Linked DNA regions of Homo sapiens: region 2 is linked to region 1. A link is a loop called in an ENCODE intact Hi-C map of the cell type or tissue named here. Cell type or tissue: K562. All regions are shown on one strand. Links, peaks and the distances in the headings refer to the core of each region. The heading gives the core; the rest is flanking DNA. Region 1 overlaps ATOSA (atos homolog A). Region 2 has its middle 36 kb from the start of ATOSA.

The links. Peaks named below come from ENCODE experiments on the same cell type or tissue, not always from the same donor. Only the 100,000 strongest peaks of a DNase experiment are listed, where the experiment ranks them.
Region 2: it touches region 1 in a loop (4-fold over the local background); 3 of 110 quality-filtered maps call a loop at or near these places.

Annotation. Positions count from the first base shown.
Region 1 is chr15:52,646,353-52,658,784 of GRCh38, forward strand. All of the region lies in intron 2 of ATOSA (atos homolog A), which reads right to left. Among named protein-coding and RNA genes, the nearest start is that of ATOSA, 27 kb to the right of the region's middle. In K562, for the core only: no CTCF peak of the experiment used is centred there; a DNase peak (open chromatin) is centred at 5,769; H3K4me3 peaks cover 674 bases.
Region 2 is chr15:52,708,763-52,721,194 of GRCh38, forward strand. It overlaps a transcript of ATOSA not described here. Among named protein-coding and RNA genes, the nearest start is that of ATOSA, 36 kb to the left of the region's middle. In K562, for the core only: no CTCF peak of the experiment used is centred there; no DNase peak of the experiment used is centred there.

The DNA of each region.
Region 1 (12,432 bases), core at 4,664-7,163:
GCAGAATGATTTCTGGAAGAGATTCCGGGTGGCAGTCTAAGGCCAAAGGAGGTGTCATTAGGTCTTCTCTAATCTCAGTCTACAACTCAGAGATGTGGCCTGTAGGTTCTGAAGACCTGAACACCGCATTCCAGGCTGGTCCTTTTGTGCTAGGTTTTCTATTTGAAGCCCATCTAGAACGTAGGAGTCCACAAAGGGATACTGGGTACTGTCCAGGGCAAACCCATCTACAAGGGTACTAATGTATGGAGCACATATGGGAACATTTTACCATATCCCTTGAAGTGGGGGAAAAAAACCATGTGACACTTTGCTTGCATACATATTCTGAAAGTTGCATCCAGTCTGTTTTAAGCCTCAATTTTTAAATATTAATGCTTTCATACTCTGACTATAAACAAATTATGTTAAAAAAAGTTCTTAACCTAAGGTAATTTATGATCCTCTTTGGTATTTTCCACAAAATTATGTGTACATAAATATAGATGTGTTTTTCCCCCTAGCAAGGGGGTTGATAGCATTCAGCACATTCTCAAAAGGGTCAGTAGAAGATGCTGACGTACAGCAATCATTCTGTTTCTACATGGATATTTTTGAGAGAAGCGATTTAAGGTAAGTATGCATTACCCAAAAACATATACACCAATGCAATGTAGTCATTTAAAATTAGGATACCTATTTTTAAAAGGGTTCTCCTCCCCTTTTGTCAACTGTAAGTAGTCTCTGGGCCCAATGCAGAAGCTAATTGGTTAATATTACTGGACTCAATGACAGTGATAAAATGGAGTATACTTGGAAAATACTTTTGTTTTGTTTTACATTTGTGTGTTCTCTTTCATTAAGCTAACCTGCACCTTCCAGCAAATTGGAGGGCTAAATTAGTTTATGTAAAAAAAAAAAAATCACAAAAATTTTACCCTTGATCAAAATATGAAAAATAGAATGGAAACCAGATTAAACCTCTCTCCCAAAATAACATATGTCAGCTCAAAGCAATGAAAATACTGTGGTCAGTTGAAAGAAGCTGAAGTTTTGTGTACTTATGAAAATGACAAAAGAGCATTTTGGCTTTGAAGTTTGAGTTTTCACAAAACCATTAGATTTTTAGTCTTAAATTTTAATATTTCAAGACAATTACACTCGTATCTGTGATGATATTTAATTTCTGCCTTCCAGGCAGCTGGCTTGTCCCTTGTCATTAATATGGAAGGCAATTACAATGTCACCTTTAGCTCAGTTCTAGCTGAGGAATTCAAAAGAAAAGTCAGAATAAAGTTACTTCCCAGTAAATAAATCACCAAGGGATTTAGCAACTCTAGTCAATCAGCTCAGCATTTGCAGGGGTCAAAGGGGTGGGGGAAATCTGGGGGTGTCAGTACACACGAGTGTACATACACACACAACAGAAACAATAACACTACAAGAATCAAACTGTATGAATATGTTATCAAAACACTACAAACAGAACAAATGTTTCTTTTGCCTTCTATGTCTCTTCTCATTTTACTCATTCTTTCCTTACCACTATTGACTATTATCTTTCTTCAGATATTTAGCCATGCACTTACCCATGAACCCTGTCTTCTTTTTCTGCCCCAATCCCCATATCTCCATGGCTTTCCAGTTAATGAAGTACCTTAGGAAACTGAGAAACCTAGAAGTGTATCTTAGGGAAAGGTCTAAAAAACTATGCTTAAAATTCTCAAAATACTGAGAAAACTCAACATATTCACGTTTTTAACGTAGAATAACTTTAAAGGAAAGTTATAATACAATCTCACATTTTATTATAATAGCTAATTAATAAGTAGTAATGAATCTAAGTAGTTTCGCACATTCTTTCATTTAAATCCCACAATCATCCTAAAATCTCATGATACCGAGGGGGATACTAAGGCCCAGAAGGTGAAACTATGCCCAATATTACACAGCTAAATAATAAATTATACAGGCAATCCACCCAAAATTGTTTTTCCTTTTTATTTATTGATATACCACAGTTGTATGTATTTTTGGGGGTACATGTGATATTTTAACACATGTATATGATGTGTAATGATCAAATCAGGGTAACTGGAATATCCATCACCACAAACATTTATATTTTCTTTGTGCTGGGAACATTACAATTCTTCTCTTCTAGGTATTTTGAAATATACAATAATTATTAACTATAATTTCCTATCATATTATTGAATGACAGAACGATTTCTTCTAACTGTATGTTTGTACCCACCACCCAAAATTTGAACCTCAAAAAACAAAACACCTTCAAAATATTAAGAAAACAGAAACCAACATAAATTTTAATGGTAAAAATTTAGCAATGTTAAAGAACAGGAATATACATAACTGATTCACACAGCATCCCTCTCATATGACAGATGACAGGAAGCTTATAGCAAAATCTGAGGCCCATCCATGTATGAGCCTTAGGGGCTGATTACTTTTTATACTCTATCTTGACTACTTCCTCAAATTTATAATTTTACTGTTCCTGGGCTTATTATAAACCTTCTCTTCAAGTCCTATGATGTCCAGAAGTCTTTCAGTGAGTAAAACTGAGGAATCCAGTGAAGAAAGAACAGAAAGATATTTCCAGTTTCTCAATAGTCCTCATGCTGTCACTTTTATAACTGAGCCTCATCACAAAGGATTATATAATAGATTCAAGTAATACTGCAAACAATTACATTTTTAAAACTTAGGTCTTTGAATTTTTGATACTATAACATCTGAAGATTAAGAAAAAAATTTACTATATACTTGCAAAAGCAATACAGTTTATGCAAAAACACTGTCGATATGTGAAAATGCCTGACAAAAAGTTGTCAAGACCAAAGTTTTGGCCCTGCTGACTATGAAAAGCAAATATTTCTTAGATTCAAACTATGAACAAGTAATGAAATTTCCGCAAGGAAGAGTCAAGGAAAAAAATGTGTCATATATCACTTAAGGCATACATATAGAAATCAAACATTTGTGATAATACCTGAAGTAGGAACGACTTAAAAAAAGATTTTCACAGAACACTTAGAGAAAAAGAAAAACTCAGATTGTTACCCCTTCCCAATCTGAGTTTTTAAGTTACATATTTTTTAAAGAACTGTAAACAGCATTATATATTATTGCCTGATTTCAAAATAATCAAAAACAATCTGTTTTACTTAAAACCAACTGTAGCAATCACTGCATCTAGTAAATACTAGCACTTCTATTTGCTATTCCTTATAAAGAGGCAAAAACAAAAAAGAAATCACTGTTTTTGAGAATTAAAGTATTTTTCCATAAGCACAAAACAATAGCCAATTTAAAGATATGACATAGACAAAGACAATAAAAATTATATTGTCAAATAATAGACAAATCCAAAAAACTGAAATATGCTAGCAATGTTATTATAACTGACTAGATTATAAACCTCAACTACCCTGAAGTTCTGCTACTGAATAGGAACTTTCAGATGCTCCAGTATATAAAACATTTTTAGGTGCTAAGCCCAGCAATAATGTCTGGAATTCTGCCAATAATATTCCTCCTGAACACAATGGCAAAGCCTCTGTGTGACACAGCAGTACACTCAACTTTCTTACAATTTCATGTTCCCCCATCTTTTGCAGCATATGAATGAGAAATAGCCTTTCTCTTGGAGGCTCTATTAATTTTTATGAAATAAACCAACATAAAATGGGTAGCAAATCAATTTAAACAAAACTTTGGTTTTTATGGTTCTATAATTAGAAAATAAAATTAGTAATTCATAAGAGTTACAGCTAAAAAATGAAAATTGCTAGATTGACTTTCATGTGGTTAGTCATATTTAACAAACTTGAGTCCTCTCTGCCTGTGTCTGCCTCTCACTCCAAACTCCCTTTCATACCCCTACCCCTTCTACACACAGCTGCTCTTCTTGAAGTGAGTGCTTTATATTGTGGAGGCCACCAAGTCCAAATAATATAACTTTATTTTGCTATAATTTTTATAACTTCTATCAAATTCAAGTTTTTGGCTGCACCTTACAAACTTGAAAATCTAAGAAATGCCAGTCTTTTAAACTTCAGCCACATGTAGGTCTACGTAAAACATTTTTTTAATCTTTAAGGACTATTTTGTAAATTTTCACCAATTATTAGACATCTTTTTAATACAAATGTTATATACATAGTATTGTTACAAAGATCAGCAAAGGGCACAAAAGCATGGGATAATATTTTGAGTTCTCTTTAAAGAAAAGAAATATCTCTCCTTACCAGAAATGCTAACACTGTTAAGACTTTCTAATGACAGGTATTTTTTGAAAAGAACAACAACAAAACCCATCCTATTCCAAACTATATAGTTTGTAGAGATAACAAAGCCCTAATATTAACTCTGAGCTTATACTGACTTTACTCATCAGACATACATCACTGAGTGAACTAAAGGCCACTTAGCCATGTAAAACGAAAAAGCAAAGGAAAAGCCGGTTATTAGCTCAATACGGATCCTTCGTAAAATGGGCAATATGCTAATTAGTCTGCTCTGCTTTAATTAAAAGAACCATTAGCTAAATCACATATGTAAACTTTAATTTCACAGTATTTGAGAAAGATACAAAAAGACCTTTTGTTTATTAAAACACTTTAAAACTTTCCTATAATCTGTTGAACAGACCAATTTTTCCAGATCCTATATAAACAAATGGTAACCTACACTCTGTTCAATTATCACATATATTATATTAGTACAGTTTAATAAGATTTGACTATATTTGAAGTATTAACTAAGTCAGATATGCAATTATTACATTTAGGAGGCCTACTTCAATTTTAAAATACTAGTTTAACCTTGTATGTTGTCTTCAAAATCCCTTATCCTTCAGTTTTCTATATGGATGTTTAATAGAACACTACACTGACTTTGCGGTTGAATTATGATGCTTTATCTGAACTGCACAGAACTAGTCAATGGATTAAATAATTAAGAGATTGCACAATTTGAGGTAGGATTTTCAGAAATGCTTTATAAAAAGATTTTGGCACACCAATTCCTTAAACTATGTCAAAAATCTCACTTAGTTAAATTCTGACAATCTTTGTCAAATTCAGAAACATGAATTCAATTAAAAATATGCAGCTTATTTAAAATACATTTGTCTTAACAGCTTTAATTTAAAAAATACCTCCTGCCCCCACATACAGTTAATGCTTCTGGCTAATGCACATTCTCTTCCCTGTATTCTCATTTCTATCACATTTTTTCCCCATTAAAGTGAGCACATTGTACTTGGTTTCTTTTCTTCCTACTCATTGTTCAGTTCAGCATTTTAATAATCTTTTCAGTACTGCTGTTCAAAGAAAACAGGCTATATGAAGCTAAAGAAAATTCTCTAAGTTCAATGGTTTTCAAAGTGAGATAATTTTCCTAGACCTATTTATTAAAAATCCATGCAAAGCAAGCACCACAGCCAACTGGTAAACAGCTACAGAAAATTGGAAGCTTAAAAATAAAGCCGTTAAAAAACACTTCACTACACACCTTCTCTGTGAAGCCCTTTGTTTCCACTGAAAACCATACTGGAATCCTTGTATAAAGGAAGTTGCCTTCTGGCTATCAATAGCTATACTATCAGTAACTGAGGGATCCAGATGTCTGCAGCGGTTAAAACAAATGTTCAGCGTTGGGTGCTGATCCCGCTTCCCTCCGTGTAAGGTTTTTCACAAAGGCAGCAGAGTAAGAGCGCACATAGCAACAGCACTCACAGCTGATTGGACAGAGGGTGTGCTCAACCTCCCCTGCTCGCTAGGTCCACTACAGCTTCCTGTCTACTTGGCAGCACTGTCATGTTTTCTTTGCTCGTCTTACAAACTCAGCTGTGTTTAGGCAACTTGAAAGGAAAGAACAGTAGACTGATAATGGCAAAGTATTCTAGCGTTTGCCCCTGAAATGTGTTTCTTCAGTTGCTTTTAAAACAGAGAAATTCGTAAGACAAAAATTTATTTCAGTTAGTGATGCACATAAACTGAAGACAAAGAAGGGTTGTGGAAGGAATCAGTTACTTCACATCTAAATTAAATCAGGTTCTACCAAGTGAAACCCTCTGAAAATGTATAAATACAAAAATTTACAACAATCAGAATAAAGCATTGTCAACCTTCATATACCTGGAACTTTATATAAAGTATTTTACAACAAACTTCACAAATTCCTAGAAAAGCACAACCTGTTACATATTTAAAATGGGATAGGTCCTGAAATGGTCTCTCCTCAAATGCATGCAGTACCTTTTAAGAGGACTAAAGAAACAGGTTACCAGACTGACTAGAAAAAGATTCAGAAAGGAAAAATTATCAGTTACTTAGTAATCTCTGACAATACAAGATTTAACTAGGTATTTGTGGTAAAATGTCTCTGGATACATAGAACAATGACGTTTAGCTTAAATTCATTTACTTTTTGCTATCATAAAATTACCCAGAGATATAGAAGTATAGACTTTTTTTCAGGTTTCAAGTACTGGGCTTCAGTTTACCAGTTCATACTGTCTCCACAAACTTTAACAGCAAAAATCCCTCCCCAGCTTACAAAGCTGTTTGGGAGAATCAATGAAGGTAGTAGGGGATGAACAGATGTGATGAATTATAAAAATTTCTCATTTTAGAAATATTTCCCCTGAACGTCGCATCAACTAGGATGGTGGTTCAAACGTTTAAAGCAATGGAACTCTTTATTTGCATTCTTCCTATAAAATGCATTATCAGTGGTGGCTCTAGGATTTCCATACAGGAAAGGTTTGTGGGAGTAGGCTGAGGCCGCAGCAGAAGCATGCCGTTTATTACTCAGATCTTTGTTTATCTTGAGTGTCTTGGGGTTAGGGAGTGGAGTCTGATGGAAGTGTTGGAGTTACTAAAGTGCCCCATGAGCACTATGAGGCTATTTTTAAGTGAGAAGCCACAAATAGCATGCAATTTCATATCAGACCCAGAATCCACAAGATTTCTACCCCTGAAGAAGCTTCTAGGATTCCTGGAGTTCTATAGTACAGAAGAAATACAACCCGGAAGAGGCTTATTGCTTTAAAGAAATCTCATTAAAGAATCTGATCACCGGTTCCATACTTAGCCAGAGGGAGAGCTGCTAAGCCCCCTGAGAAATAACAAGACGTGCTTGGAAACACAATAAGCCTGAGGTAGGTGACTCAGAGAAAGAATGGCATGGTAGAGACAGTAAGGAATTTGGAGGTAGGCCAAGCTGTGTTCAAAACATGAATCTGCCATTTACTAACAGCGAGACCACATATAAGATTATTATACCATTATGAGCTTCAGTTTCCTCATCTGTACAACTTCCTAATCCAAGACTAGTCACAGGCCCACTGTACTTTTTCGTTAACACTTACTGCACAGAATGTAGAAAGACTGTTTACAAAATGACTGGTTTAATGACAGTCTCCTCCAACACACTGTAAGTGCTTAAAACGTAGGTACTATGTCTACTTAATTGTTTACCTAGCACCATGCCCCATTTATATTTTTATACAATATTTGATTTGATTTCACAATCATGGGAGGTGACTAGTGCAAGTAGAACATCTTATTTGACCATCTTCATTGTTTAAATAAGGAAGTTAGATCTAAAATTTACAAGTCACAACTAGAAGTTAAAGGAAATCAAATTTAAAAATTTTTTGGATTAATAAATTTATATTTCAAAATTAACCTTTTCCTATCTCCTATAATATATAATCCCAGGGTTGTTTTGGAATAGTTCCTTTCAGTTATAATCCTTAAACTTTAAAATTAAAGGGTAGTGATATATCTATAATATAAATCTATTGATGTCATATAAAAAGAGAATTTACAGAAAAAACATTAAATGTATTTAGTCACAACATGTAATTATAAATGATAAAAGACACTCCAAATAGATGTGCCACCTTAAAAACTTAAATCCAACTGAGACAGAATTTTATTTAGTGAAATGCTCCCCTCTATGCTGCTAGTTTTCCAATAAATTTCAGAACAGCACTTCATACATTTTTGAAAAAAGTTTGCTTTTCCCCAGTTTGCTCATCTTGGTACACAAAACTAAATAATGAGTATGCTATAAAATGATGGCGCATTATCTACTTTGTAAATCTCAAGACTACAAACTAAGAATCTGAATAACATGAAATTATACACAAGTGTTAGTCCCAGATTCTCAGTTCTCAATCCCCAATCACAACAAACCTCCTTCCCCTGCTCCTCCGGAACACACTTAGCATGGTCGTTAAGTATGTTCTCTAAATGGACAGTTCAGGAAACATACCATGCTCCTGTAGGGAAACAAATAGGATAGTAGATCTTTTACAAAAGTTTTAAAAACAAAACTATGTTTTCCAAATATAAAATGGGAAAATTTCAAATAACTATTTCAGATCATCTATGTTTTCTGTTAGCAGAAATAATTGAGATCTACCGATAGTAAGATACTTTAAGAGATAACATGCTATCTTTGAGACTTTCTAAACAAAAAAAGTATTGCAGATAGAAAAAAAGAACCCCTCAAAGGTAATGTTCAAATGGCTACTACACATATACGCATATTAAATAATTACTAAATATATGTATCATATATATATATTAAATAGCCACTACCTACTGGCCCATGGGCCAGGCATGATGCTAATCTCTTTACGTACTCTTCTCTGATCCTCAGGTAGTTGTTATCCCCACAGATTAAAACTGGCTTGTTACTTGCCCAAGTAACTAGAACCAAGTGGGTAAAGCCAGGATTCAAACATAATGTCTTCCTAAATCTAATATATGTGCCCTTAACCACTAGTATCCTTTCCCTAACAATTTCTTACATATGTTACTTACTATTTGCCGTAAGGCAAATATGGCATTACACAAAAATAAAGTTTAAATACAGAAATCTCATATAAGCATTTCCCATGTATTAGTCATTCAATAACCACAACGACAGCCTCATTATACCTCAAAATTACCATTAATACACTGCTTGTAACATGGAAAAATAGGATTTGACTGCAAACAGATAGCTGTTTTGTAGCTGTAGTGTGATCACAAAGACAACGATAAAAGGTTCAATCTGTAAAACTTCACTACTTCATGATCACAGATCACCTAATCCAGAGAAAGTGAAAGGAGGTCGAAAAGGACACTGAACTAGGGACCATCGATGTGGGTTCTGGCCCAAATCCTAGCTCTGATCAGCTTTTTGATCTTAAGCACTTCTTTGAAATTCCTCATTCTTTGTCTGCAATGTTGGTATGTTGTAAGGATAAAATAGGACAGGATAAAATTATTTTCAAAGTAGCAATGTGCTACACATATAGGATATTTCTATTCCTAATAGTCTTTGAGGGATAGGGGATAATGTTCAGATATGGTAGTGTAAACACGCTTGTACAAAATTCAACCTCATGATTGGAAAGACCCCTTAAAGCAGCAAGACATAAAGGAGGAAAGCCACAAATTCAAGCTCTTTCCACTTATAGGATGTGTTACCAAATTATTTAACCTGTCTGAATCTATTTCTTTATTTGAAAAGTGGGAATAATCATTTCTCTAAGTGCTACAAACCACCTAGGTCAGTACTCCGCTCTTAATTTGAAGTTTCCTCTTTCCCTTTGCAGACATCAGGTCTACATGATGTGACCATATGTCTGCATACATACACACACACACACACAAATAACAGCAATACATTAGCATACATTAGTTGTATACTGTATTAATAACAATGGGAATGAGACAACTCTTGATCAAAGAAAGATTTCTGTGAAGCTGATTTTTTTTTAAGTTTTTAAATAATGTCACATTGAACAACACATTTAACAGCTGAATAATTTGTAATGAAGACTAAGCAATAGTTAAAATATAACATTATTAACAGTTGTGGAAAATACAGAAATTTATCATATCATTAAACCAGTTTTTATTAAAAAACAAAATGTGATGTTAGGTCAGTTCAGGGATAAATTAAGCCATACATTATATTGACTTCCACTTACATGAGATTCCTAGCAATCATATTTGCTGCAATGATTACCCACTGACTTGCATTCATTATAACAAGGTACAAATAAACCAAATGGCCAAACAGCAACCAAAATATACTGTTTTAAGAGTTAAACACATTCTTAAAATTAAAATGCTAAAAAGTACCTAAGAGACTTAATTGGGACTCTCATATTTCAAAAGATTTTGGGTTATGATGACCTAGATTAGTTCCAGGAGCAGTAGCTTGTTTACCAAATCTAAGATCTTGGAAAGAAGAAAATGTTCTAGCCTGTTTTTGGCATCATTCATACTACATTGTTTAAAATGAGCTAGAATGGGGGTTATTTATAAGCTAAGCTACTGGACAAACACTTCATCTAATAATATCTTGTATACACATAAGTCAGATTTAATAAGAATCAAGATCAGGTATTAAGAATTCACTTTTAATATCCTATATACTTTGTCTTTGTAAATTAGTATCACCACTATTACATAAAATGTGTGCAGAGGTGCATACGGGTTTTTCTTTATCCATACTTCTTTTAAAGATATATTCTGGGATGTTGTTAATCTCCTGCTATTACAAAGAATGCTATGTTTGATTCAATCTGAAATTGAAAACCAATCACACATTTTTTATTATAATAAAATAACATTTTATGAAAAGTTTTTCCATGAAGACAATGGATCCCATATTTACTTGTCCCTTTGACAACTGCAACTTTGTGAAATAATATTTTGTAGATGAAGAAACTGAATCATAGAAATTAAGGTAGCCGTTGGGTTACCCTGTAAGAATCACCAACTCTAGGTTTAATTCCAAGTGCTGTTTTTTTTTCCACAATTACCTATCACTGATACATGTCATTACCTCTGCTAATAGAGACAAACAGTCATACAAATGACTGATTCTGCAGTTTAAATTCTGGAGAATGTTAACAGAAATCTGGTAGAGTGACACAGTTGTATGTGTATTTAGCCAATCTTGTGTAGGTGTAAGGAGACTCAATCATTAAGTCCCCAAAGCTTTAATACTGTTTGCTTTGCATTTAACATTTTTTAAAATTTGCTTATTTGAAACTATTTCACATTGGTTTGCTTCCAAGTGATATGACTAAACTCTTTTGGCTACCTCAAACTCTAGCATGTCTAAAACTGAATTAGTTTTCCTCTGAATAAGAGTCACCATTATTATCAGTGGCATCCTCCCAATTCCCTAAGCTAACAAACTTCGGAGAGAACATACTCATTGACTGTGTGTTTAGTAAGTGCCTGGCACAACCACTTCACTCAGATTATGTCATTCTAATAAAGTTATAAAATGGTGTAAAATACTATTACTATCCCAGTTTTAATCAATAAAATGGAAACTCAGAAAAGTCAGCAACTTTAGCTTACACAGAGAAGGTAACAAAATCAAATCTTGAACACTTTTAGTTCTAAGTGCTAAAACAATCTGTAGAATTAATGTGTGTAAAATTAATATAAAGAGTTGAGACTATAATTTTCTTTTTAAATAAAGTAGAAAAAAGAAAAAATCAGTCATCATTGCTTATAGCAAGATTGGTAAATAACTTGTTTTTGGGCAGGGGTCGATAGGGATGTTGTCATGGGGGAGCAATGTGAAATGTCTAATTGTGGATTGCAGTCAAAAAAATTGTAAAGTCACTGCTCCATCTGACACTGTCTCTCAATTACTACCATCCCCTCCACTGTCTCCAAATAGATATTGGTTTTTACCATATCATATTCAACAAACATGGACTTTGGAAGCACAATAGCTGAAATTAGGTAGAATTTTACTAAATAGAGTTGGAGAAAATAGTCGCTAGAGACGTACAGCCAAAATTCATATACATCACAGGCTGCCACCACTCAATTCTACTGGCCCTCTTTTACTAGAGGTGACACTACTTCTAAAGACACAGATGTTTAGAGATCCCTAAGGATTCACAATGTACAAATCCTATAACTACTGAATATAGCTTTCTGTGTAGAGGGAGATAATAGTTGTCTTTTTCCTTATATAAATGCTAGAGTCAACCTTTCTGTCAAGAGCTCTCCGTTTTCAATGCAATTTCAGTTTATAAAGTACTTATCATTTGAATACCTCAATAGTTTTCACCATTTTAGACCAGCAAGATTTTAACTACAGCACCTAAGAGAGGAAACATCAGTAAGACCTCATAAACTGAGTGCCTCAATTGAAGCTCGCACTTAATGGGAATAAATTTTCATTCTTCATTCACAAAAACAAAACAAACCATCAAACATGCATGCTCCCTTCCCATTCAAACTCAAAATATAGGAGACCACCACAAACAGAAAGGGATAGTGGAGGCCAGGCATGGTGGCTCATGCTTGTAATTCCAGACTTTAGGAGGCTGATACAGGAAGATTGCTTGAGGACATGAGTTTAAGACCAGGCTGAGCAACAGAG
Region 2 (12,432 bases), core at 5,042-7,541, 63 kb after region 1:
TCCAGTTGTTTACAGATAGCTAATTGTTTTACTAACATATTGTGGAGGCTACCTCCCTTCCTCCCTGGTAGGATAAGGTTTATTGCTAGTTGCTTTACTAGCACACTGTGGGAATCATCTCTCTTCCTCACTGGTAGGATGAAGTTTCTGACTTAACCGGAAATCACAAACCCAAATGCCTCCAGAGCCCAGTCAGGTAACACAATTCAGAGAAGCTGGCTGATGTAGAGGTGAATGATGAAGGGGTGGTAAGGACTGGACCCATGGAGAGTATGGGAGAGTACTCCCTGTCTGCAAGTCTTCGTGTTAAAAAACAGAAAAAAGAAAGAAAACAAAAAAGAAAGATGAACCTAGGCAGACCAAACAAAGCACATCCAGGCAAGTGGGTCAGTTTTGCCCCCTCTTTATTAGAAGATGGGTACATTCCTTTTCACCTCCCAAAACCCACGATTGATCATTTTGAAGTTTTACATTTGTCGTGGAAACTGGCCCAGAGCCTCTTTCCTAATGTTTATTAACCTGCATGTCACCTATCATTGCAAAATCATTGGCTTTTGCTGTCACCTATCATTGCAAAATCATTGGCTTTAATGTAGTAGAGTGCTTACTGCTGAATGAGAAGTTTACATAAATGTTTCTCATATCTGCTGAACTTTACCCCAAAGCTCTAATTCTACCATCTCTCTTAAAGGACCACACTACTGGTTTAAAAACTACAAGGTGCAGAGTATTTTTCACACTGACCTTTTAACGTAAAATGCATACAAGTCCCTTTCACTTGTATGTTCCCAAGACTGCACGCAGCTTCCACTTCATGCCCCTTGAATACTCCAGATCGCTCTCCCACCCCCTGCACTTGCTAGCCCCTTTGCCCTCCTCACTCGTCACCACACATCACTTCCCATCTCTTATCTCCTTAGTGCCATCACCCCTTCCCACTCCCCCTTTTCTCTGGACACATACCTATTGGGTTGTGTCCGCACCAGCCAGGAGCATTCCCTGACACAGAAGAGGGAGATGATCTGAAAGTCTACAGGCAGCGGCAGCAGCAGTAGACTCTGTTCGCTGTGCCTACTGTAAATAGAGCAAGGTAGAGGGCGGAGTCTGGGGGAGGGAGGAGCCCTGAGGCAAGCTAATTAGAGAGACTTGCCCATCAGGGAGCCCAGGCTTGTTGAAGGAGGCAGGCCTTAGACTGTTGGAGCCTGGCTAACTCAAAGTCATCTTGCTGTTAAGGCCTAGTTCCCAATACTGCAGGCTGATTCCTCTCAGTATGCTTTTTTATGGTTATAATTATGTTGAACCTAATACCCTGACATTTGTGTTGATGAGTTGATCTCTGACCTGCAAGAACTCAGAACCACAAATGTCTAGAGCAAGTGAGATGCTGACCAGTCCCTGCTGGGCTGTATTGCTGGCAGCTGATCCCAAAGGAAGGCAGAGGAAGGTCAGGTGTCCCAAAGTTTTAAGGCCTGGTGGGTGGGTGTGAGAGTTAGCACCTGGAAGAAGGCAGCTGTAAGCAGTCAAGTTTCTGTTCCTGTTGTTTGTGTATTTATGTGATTTTAGGTCCCTGAAACATAGGCTGGGGCCTACCAGCTCCTTGGACTCTTACTACAGTCTGCTGCTGTGCACCTCCTGGAATCCAGTCTCTTTCCTCGCTACAAGGCCCTCCCTGCTCTGTCTCTGCCAACCTCTCAGCTTCCTCCCCTACCATGTGACCCTCTTTCATTATGCTCCTGGCACACTGTCTTCTTGATGTGTCATATAGCTTAAATAAGCCAAATGAGATCTGCCTCAGGGCCTTTGCACTGGCTATTCCTGCTACTGGAACATTTGTCTCACTTCCCTCCCTGCTTCTTTACTTAAATATCTGGCTCCTTCTCATTCAGCTCACAGGGTCACAGTCCTTCTAAGGTTTCCCCTGACTCTCCCCTCTATCACAGTACACAGTTTGGTTTTCTTCATAGCTATTAACACTACCTGAAATTATTGAGTGTTTTTATTTACTTGGTCTCCATTACCCTCTCTCCACTAAATTGTAAGTGCCATGAGTTGGGTCTGTATTGCTCATGACATTATCCACACTTCTAGAATCAGTACCTGAAACATAGTAGGTGTTTCCTGTGTGTGTAGTGACTAAATGAATGGACACCATTCATTCACTGACTAAATGTTATTGCATACTTGGTGTGTGCCAGGCACTGACTGAGTCCTGGAGATACAACAAGACAAGCAAGAGCTCCCCCAAGGAGGCTTCTCATCTAAAGGGAAGAGGACCATTACATTAATAATCAATTGAAATTATGTTTTAAAAGAAATAAACAAAGAAGAAACCACATGTTTGTTCACAGATTGAAATGAATGCATATACCAGAAGTGTTAGTAGGGGGTGAGCACCCAGTCATAGAGCCTAGAATTCTTAGGAATCTGAGCCACGCCTATGAATTGATGAAGGGATTTTATTCCTGGAAACATGATGGGATCCCATGAAGCAAAGTCCCCATTCATAGCTCTCAGACTCACTTTCTGCAGAGGGGTATAATCAAGACTGCCCTGTAGCACCAGCATATTTATCAGGCCCATTGTGTTTCACTGGAGAATAACCTTTGAATCCTCTTTTCAACGTTCAAAGAATACAAATTCTAGGGATGTCCTAGGGCTCTCAGAGTTTTTTGGAGCTTGTAAAAGAGATCTGCCATGAGGCTAGGCATGTAATAGGCCAATGGGGCTTCTTTTAATGATTCAGAGGAGAATTGAGACCAGGTCATTTCCCTCTGGGAGAATTCACTTCAATAATCTTGTTGGAATCCTCCAGTTTCCTCCAGGACCCCAAATCTCTACTTGACTCATTTTTATTACCTGCCTGGCCCCTGAAGGCATTTGATTTTGTGGACCTTGCTTTTAGACATTGTTTTTGACATCCTGAGAGTTTTAGGATTCTGAAATACCTGGAAATTTTTCGCTAAAATAATGAAGTATTATTCAGGTCCTGTATCTCCTGGAAAAATTCAGATGTTAAAATGCTGGTAACTAGGGTACCAACCCAGAAAACTTTAATACACAGAGGTCTAAGATTCTAGTATTATCACTCTCAAATCCTAAAGATTCATAAAATAAAACTTTTGGGGAACATTCTTTTGAATTTCCTCAACAGGAGCAATTTTTTTTTTTTTTAAAGACAGGTCTCACTCTGTCACCTAGGCTAGAGTACAGTGGTGCGAACTCAGCTCACTGCAACCAAAAGGGCAAATTTTACCCTTTGCTGGTTGTTTAGTTATTATTGCTGCCTAACAAACCACTCCAAAACTTAAGGGCATAAAATAATCATTTTACTCTGTTCAAAGGTTCTGTGGGTTAGGAATTCTGACAGGTTAGAGAGGGTACAGCTTGAGTCTGCTCTGTGATGTCTGGGTCCTCAACTGGGAAGAAGGCAGGGGTGACTCAGTGGCTGAAGGTTAGAATCAGATGGAGACATCCTCACTCAGATGTCTGGTAGTTTATGTGGACTACTGGCCTAGGCACACCTTCACATGGTGTCTCAGTGTGGGAGATGCACAGGCTAGTTTGGGCTTCCTTATAGCATGATATCTGGGTTCCAAGAGCAAGTATTTCAAGACAGCAAGGCAGAAGTGCGTGGCATTTTTATGATCTGGCTCAAGTTCTCATGGTAAGAAGAGAATGTGGGATGGAATTATTTAAGGCACTTGGAAAATACAATTTGCCACAGTAATAGATTTGACTTTCAAAAATAGCTAAAAGTCATTAGGAGTTAAGCTTGATGAATAATGTGAGTGAAGCTGTTTTGATTAAAAATTGAGGAGTATGACCATTAAATAATAAGAGCATTTTCTTCTGTGGATCACATTCAGTCCAGAATGTATTTTTGAAAGAGCACTTCTAGAACTTTTCAAACAACCTGCATCATTCTACCAATCACCATGGTTGATTTGAGAGGGCGTTGTATAACGTATATCATCTTCCAGGGAAGAATTTGAAGAAGAACTTCCATGTAGACAGGTACCTTCTTGAATTTTTATTGAAGACGAACAAATAACCTCATCATCCTTATATCACATTTAGTACACACAGCCATCTTCACAAGCTACACTTTTCTTTTGGGATAAACTCTGAGATACTAGCAACGATCAGTGGAGCTAAAATGCTTTATAATGGTGTTTCCTAAAACTGTGTTCTGAGAAGCACTAGTTCCTGGAGATGGGACATTATCCTCCCAGAAATTAATAATTATCAATTCATATGAATATTAAAGGATCTCCACAAAAGAAACTTGTTTGACATTGTTAACCTAGTGACCAAAAAACTCCTTTTTCAAGGAGATCCTATTAATATCTCTTGGAACTAGTATACTGTGGAAAATACTGCCCTGTGGTCTTGTCCTTAAAACATGTTTGGAAATAGCAATGAAAACAACAACAAAACACCATTGGGTCGCCATTTTGTCCCCAGCATTCATTTTTAACTTCTGATTAAACTGGTGCCAGTTAATCTGATTAACTTGGGATGGAGGACACCTGGGGCCATTTGATAAAAGCTCATTAATATAACATGACTGTGTTGCCTGGGTTTCAAGGCTGCTTTCACAAATGTGAAAATCAATCTGGGGTATAGACTGTAAAAGAACCACAGAGCTGAAGGAAACCTTAGAGATTATCTACTTTAACTCCTTTATCTTAAAGATGGAAACTGAGGCTTAATCTCTGTTGGACGAGTTCCCCAAGAAGCACTGGTCAACGCCAAATCAGAACTGGAAGCCACATGTACTTTCCTAAGGTAGCTTTTCCAAATATTAAGAAGTGCATTTGTATATCTTAGAATAAGTCTGGATCCTGTGTCCCTTAGGAACAAGAATTTGGAATCAGGCCTTATGAGACTCTTTTCCATTTATTAGCTGTGTATTTTTAGGCAACTTACTAACCCACTCACCTCCTCCAAGCCTCTGCTTTCTCATATATAAAATGAGAGTGATATTGTACCCTCGCTGCTTTATGGCATAGTTGTGAGGGTCAAATGAGGTAATGTTTTTGGAAGCACTTTGAAGGAACTTTGTGTGGAGCATTATGCAAATATAGGCAATTGATTGCTCTCCGCTAATATGCAGCCCTCTCAGCCCATAGAATCGTGACTCTGGGCTCCTTAGTAATTTGATTGGCTTGAGATGTTGATGGACTCCCCAGTGTAATTAGTCATTTAAACCAGCCACTGTCTTTTTTACCTCTCCTTTTTACCTGTTTTATCAAAATGAATCATTGAGGACAAAACCTCAAAGCACATTTCCAAAGATTTTTAAAGATAAAACCTAAGATACAGCTGGGTGTGGTGGCTCACACCTGTAATCCCATCACTTTGGGAGGCCGAGGTGGGCGGATCACGAGGTCAGGAGATCAAGACCATCCTGGCTAACACGGTGAAATCCCGTCTGTACTAAAAAAAAAAAAAAAAAAAAATACAAAAAATTAGCTGAATGTGGTGGTGGGTGCCTGTAGTCCCAGCTACTCAGGAGGCTGAGGCAGGAGAATGGCATGAACCCAGGAAGTGGAGCTTGCAGTGAACCGAGATCACACCACTGTACTCCAGCCTGGGCAACAGAGCAAGACTCCGTCTCAAAAAAAAAACAAAAAACAAAAAACAAAACGAACCCAAAAACAAAACAAAAAAAAACCTAAGATATGATGACAGATGCCCTCTCATTGCACTTAGGAGTTGGAAAATCTAATGTTTGTCTTAAAAAATTCTGGGTATTGGGAGACCTATTAGGCAGGCTGATGACTATGATATATAGGGCTCAGGGCAAGAATACTGAGGCTCACACACCCTATGTCTACATATTTAAAAGTTGTAAATAGGGCTTACCAAGTGTTAAAAAATATATGTTCTATTCTTTTTTTTTTTTGGTGATAGAGACTTGCTCTGTCGCCTAGGCTGGAGTATAGTGGTATGATCTCTGCTCACTGCAACCTCGGCCTCCCAGGTTAAAATGATTCTCCTGCCTCAGCCTCCCAAGTACCTGGGATTACAGGCGTGCACCACCACACCTAGCTAATTTTTATTTTTATTTTTTTTTGTAGAGATGGGGGTTTCACCATGTTGGCCAGGCTGGTCTCGAACTCCTGACCTCAAGTGATCCACCTACCTTGGCTTCCCAAAGTGCTGGGATTACAGGTGTGAGCCACTTCACCTGGGCTGAATAAGCATTTCTAAGCAAAAGTGTTCTTATATTTCATACATTGGGAGTGGTTGCCAGCTATCAGGGACTACAGGTGCATGCAGAGCCCAGCTTTCTGCGTTTGAATGAAAAATTCTTAGACTCCTACACAAAATGTAGCATCACAGAGAGAGCTGACCCTGGCTCCAAGACCCTGGCACCGTGCCCATAGCCCACTTCCTCTTCTTCCCTGGACACCATGTAGCACCATGAAGGCCTCTCTCGTATGTGGGAGGTGAACTCCTACATCCAAACTGCATAACCACATCCCCTTCAAACAGCCACCCCAGGCTACCCTTTAGACCTAAGGACTTGCAACATTCATTGCCAGAAGGCTGGACCCCAGGAAAGAGCCTGCATAGCCTCTGGAAGCAGGCTCAGGACTGTTTGGACAAGGAATTACAGAGTCCAAACAATGATGTTCCAGTCATGGTCCAGAAATGGGTGCTTAGACTAGAAGTGGCATGTCCCTTAGCTCTGCAGTATCCTCGCTTTGCCAAGAGAGGCAATGCCAGAGGATGGCCAGGACAGGGGCTCCTCTTGCCTGGGTCTAAGAAGGGGACGGCCTCCTGCAAAAGTCCCAGTGAATGGTGACAGGGCTGTGACGAAAGAAGGAAAAGGGGTCAGCAATAGGGAAGGTCACATAGGGACTTCATGGTACTTAGAAACTACCAAGCCATGGGAGAACAAAAAAGGAAGGAGGTAACAGAAGACACCAAACTTTCAATCCTGGGTTGTCGGTGGGGCTGGGGGAAATCCTCTAACAGGAAAATCTTCTAAGGTTTCTGTTAGCATTACGATATTTCCCTGACTGAGCAACACTCTTTTCCAAATAGTTTTAAACAGAATTGTTACCCATTCATGTGTTTTCACAATAGTGCATATGTTTAAGCATTTTCTTCATGCATGAAATATAAGTACATTTTTGCTTAGAAATGCTTATTCAGGCCAGGTGTCATGGCTCACACCTGTAATCCCAGCTTTTTAGGAGGCTGAGGCCAGAGGATATTTTGAGGCCAGGAGTTCGAGACCAGCCTGAGCAACATAATGAGACTCCATTTCTAAAATAAATAAATAAAAATAAAAGAGAAGGAAATGTTTATTTACAGCAATATCATACAGCAACATACTTTAGGAAAATGTGTGATTTCTATTTAAATATGTTGTCACCTTAAGCCATACAAATGAACTTGATTCTGTAGCCTTTATGGCTAAGAATTCAGTCAGCTGCAAAATAGGGCTATTGAAACTGCTTCATCACTAATTTTTATTTTTCATTTTATATTATTTTTTGAAACAGTCTCACTCTGTCGCCCAGGCTGGAGTGCAGTGGCATGATCTCAGCTCACCGTAACCTCCACCTCCCAGGTTTAAGCGAGTCTCATGCCTCAGCCTCCTGAGCAGCTGGGATTACAGGGGCACACCACCATGTCCACCTAACTTTTGTATTTTTAGTAGAGTTGGGGTTTCCCCATGTTGGCCAGGCTGGTCTCAAACTCCTGACCCCAAGGGATCCACCTGCCTCAGCCTACCAAAGTGCAGGGATTATAGGCGTGAGCCACTGTGCCTGGTCAATCACTAATTTTTAAAGTCCACTTTTAGAGTATAACGGGGTGAGATTTTACTAAGCCTGAGCCCTCAAAAGTATAAGATATGGCTTTTTTTTTATTACAGGCTAATCCAGCTGGATCATAGGAAAGAAATATGTAGATGGACTATAATTATTGTGGTTGGAACATAGCCGTGACAGCTAGCCAACAATCCAGTCAGAAAAACATGGTTTTGTTGTTTGTTTGTTTCATTGCTTTTGTGAGACATCAGTTTGTGCCAGATAACTCTGAGAATGTAATTGAAATCTAGAGTTATTGTTCTAAACTCACTTATGAGAAATAAAAACATGTCTTTCTTTTAAAGTAATCCATTAAATGCTTACTTGAAAGATAAAAACATTTATTTAGTCTTATGAAAGTTTCCATTAATAAATAATAAATTGCAGAATTCCCAAGATGGTTTTTCCTTAGTAGAGATTTTTAAAATGTTTCACTCTTTCTCTTAATATTGATAACTACGCCAGGTAAACCACACAGAATTAAGTGCATCTTGGGTTAAAGGCCCTTAGAGCATTCCAGATGTCTCAGGTATCCACAATGTATCCCAAATCAGAGTCCAAGAGACATTGAAAAGGACTGAAGCAGGACATAACCATGGGTGACAAGATCTTCATCTCCAACTTTATGTGCTTTGCAGTTCACAGAATGCATTTGGTAAACCCAAGGTCTCAAACAGGGGTGGTAAAAGCTAGGGGTAGAGGTGGGCCCAATATGGCTACTAAGGAAATGTATGGCCAGGCACAGTGGCTCACGCCTGTAATTCCAGGACTTTGGGAGGCCAAGGCGGGTGGATCACTTGAGGTTAGGAGTTCAAGACCAGCCTGGCCAACATGGTAAAACCCCATCTCTACTAAAAACAGAAATTAGACAGGCGTGGCGGCGGGTGCCTGTAATCCCAGGTACTTGGGAGGCTGAGGCAGGAGGTGGAGGTTGCAGTGAGCTGGGGTCGTGTGACTGGACTCCAGCCTGGGAGTATAGTGAGACTCCGTCTCAAAAAAAAAAAAAAAGAAAGAAAACGTATTAGAGTAGATTCTTCCTCTTTCTTCAGAGGACATGGAGAAGCAAGGGAGTAGAATTCCTTGCTAAGTCATTCCCCTCAATCTTTGTTGACATCTTAGGAACACCAGGCAATCATATGCTTCCTCTTTTCTGGTTCTGAATCAGTTGAAAAATAGGCATACAAATGTAATGGAAATCAAAATGCGTCTTTACTCATGGTAAAGCTGGACCAGGGAACACAGCTACCACCGTGGCCTGGATAGGGGCTACTACCAACCGAGTTTGGTCCATCATTTCTACCTATGCATAGAGAGAGTTCTCTTCAGAGCACACTTGACCTGCCTATGCTGGGAAGGGAGTCTCTGCTCTCATTCCCTGTTAAACACAGAGAAGAGAGCCGCGGGACATCAGCCTCCAGAAGGTAGGCCCTGAGCCCTCATCCTGCTCTGCTGGATGCAAGGGAACAAAATTAGAGAGGACTGCATGCGGGCAGGTCTCAGCTAGGGAGAGAGAGCAGGCAGCTTGACCTTTACTCGCATCTGACTGACTGTATCGGTCACTCCCCCAACTCCCTACAGGGCAGAACTGGAAGCTGCCTTCTTGCTTCTCTGAGAGGACAAAGTGTGGACAAAAGGCACTATTTTAGGGCCTAATGATGTAACACAAGAAGAAAGGGAGAAATATTCCCTCGGCTGTCATGTGGCTCAGTGTTATCCTCTCAGAACATTCCAGAATAGGTGGGTTCTGGAAGTTAGATTTCAAAATGAGCTCAAGTTGTAGTCAGGGTAGCTCTGGCTGATATCCACTCCCTGCAGCTCACTGGTGGATGAGCTGGGGGAGGCAGATGTAAAATGTGGTTTGAGCACTTGCGACTGGAAATCTTGAAATCAATCCCGGAAAGGAGCCAGGGATTCCCTCCTGAGAACCGCACAGGACATATGTGGAGAAAGGAAAGTAACTTATATTTATTTTTATTTGAAACTGTCCTTGAGAATAAAAGGTGTCTCCCTCCTGAGGCTGTCAGTCAGGAGGAGAAAAGCCTTGGTGAGGAGTGGGCGTATCTGGCTATGTGTTTGAGGGCAAGGTTGAGTTTTAATGGTGTCCTCATTCTGCTCTTCATTTAAGCAAAACCCTCCCTTATCTTCAAGATGACCTTTGCTTCCACCTAAACTCGTCAAAACAGGCATTCCTTCATTCCTTCAAGTGTGGCTCATAGGTAGATGGTAGAAGAAAAATAAATTAATTGAAATAATTAACAATGAATTGTGAGTCTTAGATCTCTTTAGCTACCTCAGATGCATTTCTGTTTTGTTTTGTTTGTTTTTTTTTTTTTTTTTTGTGAGATGGAGTCTTGCTCTGTCACCCAGGCTGGGGTGCAATGGCACAATCTTGGCTCACTGCAAGCTCTGTGCCTGGGTTCATGCCATTCTCCTGCCTCGGCCTCCCAAGTAGCTGGGACTACAGCCACCCGCCACCATGCCTGGCTAATTTTTTGTATTTTTAGAAGAGACACGGTTTCACCGTGTTAGCCAAGATGGTCTGGATCTCCTGACCTCGTGATCCGCCTGCCTCGGCCTCCCAGAGTGCTGGGATTATAGGCGTGAGCCACTGCGCCCTGCCAGATGCATTTGTATTTTAAAAGAACAGTGAGTCTACAGGAATAAATACCTCATTGGTTTACATTTTAGGCAGAATTCTGAAGCTATTTGTCTGGGAATCAGAGATAGATAGAGTTGTTCCCAGCACCATGGAGACAATACAGCCTTCTATGAAACGTAGAATGAGTAAGGACCAGGCACAGATTCAGCAGAGGTCAAGGAGGTTGAAGACACAGAAATGAGCATTGATTGGCATAGAATGAGGTCATTGGTCACTTAAAGGAATTGGGGAGCACTAGTGCTTATGGAAGATAATGCCTGTAGTATGGTTCAATCCAACTAGTACTAACAATGGGGTACTATCTGCCAAGCTCTGGGCTGGACACAACCAAAGCTTGAGTAAAAGAATACACTCACCTGGAAGAATGGGACAGTGCTCGGAAGAAGGAGTAGAAAGAAGTATTTTAATAGTCTGGACGTTTGAACTGGTGAGTAGACATTTCAATAGTCTGGATGTTTGAACTGGTGAGTAGACTTCCCTTTTTCTAAGCAAATCCCTAGCCTTGAACGAAGGAAATGCCAACCCCTTCCTTTCTGGCCGTAGAACTCATGCCATTCACCGCCTAGATGATGTGCTCTGGCTAGTCCTTTGATCCATCCAAATATGCATTCAGTTCCTCCCCTAGGCAATCCTTCTGCTCAGCCAAGCTGGTACCCAGTTGATACCTCATACCTTTCACACATCTCTCCTTGCCTCTGCTCCTGCTGTCCTCCCCTCCAGCTTCCAAGACAGGGCTCTTCACGCCCCTTCTGAATTCTGCACCTCCTTTGAAGCTGGCCCAAGTACTCAGGTACTTCCTTTTCTGGGCAGGCTTCCCTGAGTACCAGGATCCTTCCCTTCTCTGAACTCCAGGTATTGTATTAATAATCATAATGGCAATGATCACAGCAGTAATGATAATGCCTTACATTTGAATAGGTACTAAGAATTTTTCAAAGTGCTGCCACATACTTCATTACACTTATGCGTCACAGGATGATGCAAAGGATGGTAAGAGATTAATATTATTTCTGCCTAAAAACAAAATAAAAAATTCAACAAGGAGGCCGGGCACAGTGACTCATGCCTGTAATCCCAGTACTTTAGGAGGCTGAGGCAGGAGGATTGCTTAAGCCTAGGAGTTCAAGATTACAGTAAGCTATGATTATGCCACTACATTCTAGCTTGGGCAACAGAGTGAGACTCTGTCTAAAAAAAAAAAAAAAAAGAAAAAAAAGAAAAAATCAGCAAGGAAACAGGTCCATAAAGAGTAAATACTTTTCTACTTTTTCCAGGGCCATATGCTCCAGGATGCATTGCATCTGCCATTTGGGTCTGATTTAAGGTACAGTTTCTGATTAAATGTTATTTTACACTGATTTCAAATTATTTCATATTGCTAGTCTTGGCTTTCTAATAAGATTTATACTTTTCTTCAGGGCAGGAAAAATCTCTTGTGTTTTTTGGTATTTCTCTAGCACTCAGGATTACACTGAGTCCACAACGGGGGCTTTTAAAATGCTTTAATGATGATGTTGATGGTCACAGGTTTATGTTCCTGCACATTGTATGAGCATGAATATTTGAGTTTGCTGGGAGGCACCAAGGCAGCATAATTCCATTTGACCCTATTTCAAGTGTTGGAGATCGTGGGGCATCTGGAGATGATGGGACATGTGTAGACTGAGGAGTAGCTCTCTGCGATGAAGTTCTTTTAGATTAGGAATGGTAGCATTGTCGACTACATCAGTAGTACATCGTCAGTAGACAACGATGTACTACTGATATAGTCGACAATGCTACCATTCCTAATCTAAAAGAACTTCATCATGGGTATACAGATGGGGAGGAATAAAATATCTTAAAGTGTCACCTCCATAGCCCCTACAATACTAATTTTAATTTGGAAGTATGTGCCCTGACCTTTTGAGCCATCTGATGTGAAATTCCCTGCCTCCCTCTCTC